Linked DNA regions of Homo sapiens: region 2 is linked to region 1. A link is an interaction called in ENCODE POLR2A ChIA-PET data of the cell type or tissue named here. Cell type or tissue: Panc1. All regions are shown on one strand.

Evidence for each region. ChIA-PET counts read pairs that join two places held together with the same protein. Peaks named below come from ENCODE experiments on the same cell type or tissue, not always from the same donor. Only the 100,000 strongest peaks of a DNase experiment are listed, where the experiment ranks them.
Region 2: POLR2A ChIA-PET joins it to region 1 with 11 read pairs; 3 of 35 experiments call an interaction of 5 or more read pairs at or near these places.

The regions. Positions count from the first base shown.
Region 1 is chr11:34,245,855-34,248,354 of GRCh38, reverse strand. All of the region lies in intron 1 of ABTB2 (ankyrin repeat and BTB domain containing 2), which reads left to right. Among named protein-coding and RNA genes, the nearest start is that of ABTB2, 110 kb to the left of the region's middle. In Panc1, no CTCF peak of the experiment used is centred here; no DNase peak of the experiment used is centred here; H3K27ac peaks cover 373 bases.
Region 2 is chr11:34,379,747-34,382,246 of GRCh38, reverse strand. No RefSeq gene overlaps it. Among named protein-coding and RNA genes, the nearest start is that of ABTB2, 23 kb to the right of the region's middle. In Panc1, no CTCF peak of the experiment used is centred here; a DNase peak (open chromatin) is centred at 1,396; H3K27ac peaks cover 2,500 bases.

The sequences.
Region 1 (2,500 bases):
TTTGGAGGCTGAGATGGGAGGATCACTTGAGGCCAGGAGCTTGAGACCAGCCTGGGCTACAAATGAGATCCCCCACCCTCTACAAAAAAATTAAAAATGTGCTGGGCATGATGGTGCAAGCCTCCCCTAGCTACTGGAGAGGCTAAGGTGGGAGGATCACTTGAGCCCAAAGGCTGCAGTGAGCTATGATTGTGCCATTGCACTCCAGCCTGGGTGACAGGGCAAGACCCTGTTTTTTTTTTTTTTTTTTTTTTTTTTAAGAAAAATTATAGATAAGTAAATTGAATGATTGCTACCTGGTGTTCCCTTTGGGTTTTCCCACAGTGGATCCATAAGCTGAGCAAGGACCTTGCCCACCAGGTGTAGCTATTCTTTCTCCCTGTGCTTGTGTAATACACAGCATATACATGCCTTCTTCCTCGAGTTAAGACATAAATGCCCAACAGATATGTGTCTTTCTCCTTTATGCCTCTGAACCGATTTCCTCATGTACAAAATGGTGCCGATAATTACTTTTCTCATAGAGTTGTTTAAATGTTTTCTCATAGGAGGTTTAAATGAAATGGTACATGTGAAGTGCTTAGCAGAGTATCTGATTTGTAGTCAATGCACAATCTGTATCAGCTATTGCTATAATTGGTGGTGTCATTGGTTTGCTAAGATTTCTTGGCCTGCATTTTGGCCCTGGCTGGGCCTTGACTCCTCAATACATGTACAGATGCTCCTTGACTTAAGATGGGGTTATGTCCAGATAAGCCCATTGTAAATTGAAAATATAAATCAAAATGCACTTAATACACCTAACCTACTGAACGTCATAGCTTAGCCTAGCTTACCTTAAACATGCTCAGAACACTTACATTAGCCTACAATTGGACAAGATCATCTAACCCAAAACCTATGTTATAATAAAGTGTTGAATATCTCATGTAACTTATTGATTACTGAAAGTGAAACACAGAATGGTGGTGTGGGTACTTGAAGTACTGCTGCTACTGAATGTGTATGGCTTTCCCACCACTGTAAAGTCAAACATCATAAGTCAGGGACCAGCTGTCTCCAGCATTCCTCCTTCGCAGCTTTGGGAGGGGGTGGTGCTGGCATGAGAACTAAGCTGAGGAACCTGTAGCGGTGGCTCCACCAGCCAACAGGCCAAGACAGCTGCACACCAGAGGCCTTGGCCCAGCTTAAGAAATGGAACTTCTGGGGGCCAGGTGCAGTGGCTCACGTCTGTAATCCCAGCACTTTGGGAGGCTGAGGTGGGCGGATCACCTGAGGTTGGGAGTTCAAGACCAGCCTGACCAACATGGAGAAACCCCGTCTCTACTAAAAATACAAAATTAGCCGGGCATGTTGGTGCATGCCTGTAATCCCAGCTACTTGGGAGGCTGAGGCAGGAGAATTGCTTGAACCCGGAAGACAGAGGTTGCGGTGAGCCGAGATCATGCCATTGTACTCCAGCCTGGGTGATAAGAGTTAAACTCTGTCTCAAAAAAAAAAAAAAAAAGAAAAAAGAAAAAAAGAAAAGAAATGGAACTTCTGGCAAAAAGTGATTTGTTGAGCATTCTGAGGCTCAATACAAAGAAACTCATTTGTGTAGGTATGAACTTTGGAAAAAACCACCTAAAGAAGTATGTGAGGTTTTCTGTTGTGGTAGGGTTCAAAGCAAGTTGAAATGGCGAAGAGTACAGATATCAAGAAAAAGGTCCAGGGAGACAAGATTTGTCTTTTTTTTTTTTTTTTTTTTTTTTTTGAGATGGAGTTTCACTCTTATTGCCCAGGCTGGAGTGCAATGGTGCGATCTCGGCTCACTGCAACCTCCACCTCCTGGGTTCAAGCGATTCTCCTGCCTAAGCCTCCCAAGTAGCTGGGATTACAGGCATGCACCATTACGCCCAGCTAATTTTGTATTTTTAGTAAAGACAGAGTTTCTCCATGTTGGTCAGGCTGGTCTCGAACTCCCAACCTCAGATGATCCACCTGCCTCGGCCTCCCAAAGTGCTGGGATTACAGGCGTGAGCCACCACACCCAGCCCAAGATTTGTCATTTTAAAACCAAACAAAAAAGCCCTTGTATCGAAGTTTGGATAAGAACCTATCCAACCTTGGCCAATTTTGTTGAACTCTGTGGGTTTAGGAAACCCACAGAATTGCCTGAGGGGATTTTGTTGTTACTTTTTTGTTCAGCAGAAGAGTCTCCCTTTGAATAGAATTGTCTTTTAGGAAGAGAGAAAAGGAATGAGAGGTGTGTCTCCTGGCTGATCCAGCAGGCCCCACGCCCCTCATATCCTTATAGGGGCTTGTGCCAGGCATTGGCCTGAACGTTTTAGAAGCTGGCAGCAAAGCCAGTCCCTGAGTGACAGATATTTGTGGCCCCAGGATGAGGAGGGCCTCTCTCCCCTGCTGGGGCCCATGTGTTTCCGTGGCTGCAGCTTCAAGGCCTGGGTTTATTACTCAGTTTACCATTTAGTCTAGAACAGCACAGTGGCTCCTGATACTT
Region 2 (2,500 bases), 130 kb before region 1:
TAAAATACATTTCACCCACTGCATTATGTCTAGGATCAGCCTCAAAGCCAGCTCCTGAAGGGCATAGCAGATTGCATCTAATATGTGCCATCAAAACTGGCCCACTACTCCTTTTCAGCCTATCCGGAATCAAGCAGGCATGAAAAATGGACATCATGGAGATGTGATGACAGAAGGCACATACCTAGATTTCTTTCCTCATAGTACAGTGGTTGTTAAGAGCACAGAGTCTAGAACTAGCTAGATTCTTGGGCTCCAAATCCTGGCTCTACTAGCTCTATGACCTTATCAAGTTACTGACCATCACTGTGCTTTGGTTGCCTCATCAGTGGAAAAGATCATAGGGTTGTGATGAGAAAAACAAGTTAATAAATGTAAATAAATATGCATGGTGCATAGTAGGTACTATATAAGAGCTGGCTGCAAAAAATAAGGCCTTTCTCCTGTGATCCCATTAGTATTATGCTTTCATATTTATATGTTTTTGGTAAAGTCTTCCTTTTCTTCTTTTTCTTATATAAGAACAACATAGTTTCACTACAAAGAACTCAGAAAGGACAGGGAAGCAAAATAAACTTTTTCAAGAAAAAAAAATCCACAATCCCTTTCCTCAAGGGAAAACCACTACTAACATATCATATTTCACCCATCTATGTATTTTTATTTTTGCAATAGTGTTCTGTAACACATCTTTTTAAAATTTGACAATATATTATGGACATCTTCCACATCTAGAAATATATTTCTACAGTGTCTTTTTAGTTATCACAAAGTATTCTGTTAAATGAGTATTTCATACTTTACCTTGCCAATTTTCTGCTGTTGAATATTGGCATTATTTCTGTTTTTGTTTGGTTGTTTTTTGTTTGTTTGTTTGTTTTTGTTATTACAGATAGCACTGTGATGAACATCTTTAGAGCTAATTTCTAGTGCATGTCCATAATATTTCCATAGGATAAATTCTCAGAAATAAAATTGCTAGGTCAAAAATCATGCGTATTTTTAAGGCTTTGATGAGTGTGCTTCAATTGATCTCCAGAAAAAAAAAATGCATCCAAGTATCCATTCATTTCCTTACCCCTCTTGAAAATACTATTATTTCTGTTTCATTTACAGTTTTCCTACAATCCTTACTAAGATCCCCAAACTTGATGGTGTCTTTGATATAGCACCCACAACACACAAATCTGTGATTTCTATGTATTATTTACCCTCAGCCCTTGGCCCCTGACCTTTCATCTTAGCTGCATCTCGAGGACTTCCTCTGGTGGACTGGATTTTTACCATGATGTATTTTATGGTGGGATTGTCAACACATCAGATGGACGATGTGATTGTCAACACATACCCTGACTAATATCTAAGTCTTCTGACACACTTTTATGTGCTGCTTACTCAATTACTCAACATTTACTCATCACCAGCTGAATTTGTGAACTACATGCTAGGGAAGCAAAGATGAATAATAATAGTCTTTGACCTAGAGGATCTTCAGCTAAAGGGAGGCAGATAGGTAAAAAGATAAATCACAATGCAATGGGAAATATGCTTTTAAAACATTTTTATCCCATGTCATGATAGCAGAAATTGCTATGCAGTTCATTCATTTATTTCCATAATACATAATAGGTCCAAGCTCTATACTTTCATTTTCAAAATTTATTATTTTTTTATAACAAAGCAATACATGCTCATTTCAGAAAGATCAGAAAATGTAGACAAACAGGAAAAAAACGCTACTTTTAAACTGTAATCCCATCTGTCTTGTCACCATTAGCACTTTCATATATTAAGTTGTTTTCTACTTTTTTAAAACAAAAGTTAGATCAAAACACACATGTTGGCTGGGAGCAGTGGCTCATACCTGTAATCTCAGCAATTTGGGAGGCTGAGGCAGGCAGATCACTTGAGGTCAGGAGTTCGAAACCAGCCAGCCAACATGGTGAAACCCCATCTCAACTAAAAATACAAAAATTAGCTGGATGTGGTGGTGCATGCCTGTATTCCCTGCTACTTGGGAGGCTGAGCCAAGAGAATCATTTGAATTCGGGAGGTGGAGGTTGCAGTGAGCCTGGGTGACAGAGCGAGACTCCGTCTCAAAAACAAACAAACAAAAAACATTTCTGTGATTTGCTTTTTTCACCTAATTATCATAAACATATTTCAAGACAAAAGATATATTTCTGCATCACTTTAAATGGCTCCATATTATTCCACTATATGGATATTTACTTATTTTTAACAATCTGCCATTGTTAGACAGTTACATGTTTATATCTTTTTATAATTACTAACAATACTGCAATTGATTTTGTTGCTAAATATTTGTGCTCATTCTTATTTCTTTACCACAAATTCCAATAAGTTAAGTCATGTGATATTTGAAATGCTTTTCTCATAGTCAGATTTAGAGGCAATGGCTGTAATAGATATCTCCCAGCTCAGTTGCTTTTTGTGGCTTTGGGTTTCAGTCCTACCTGCTAAAGATTAAACTTGATCA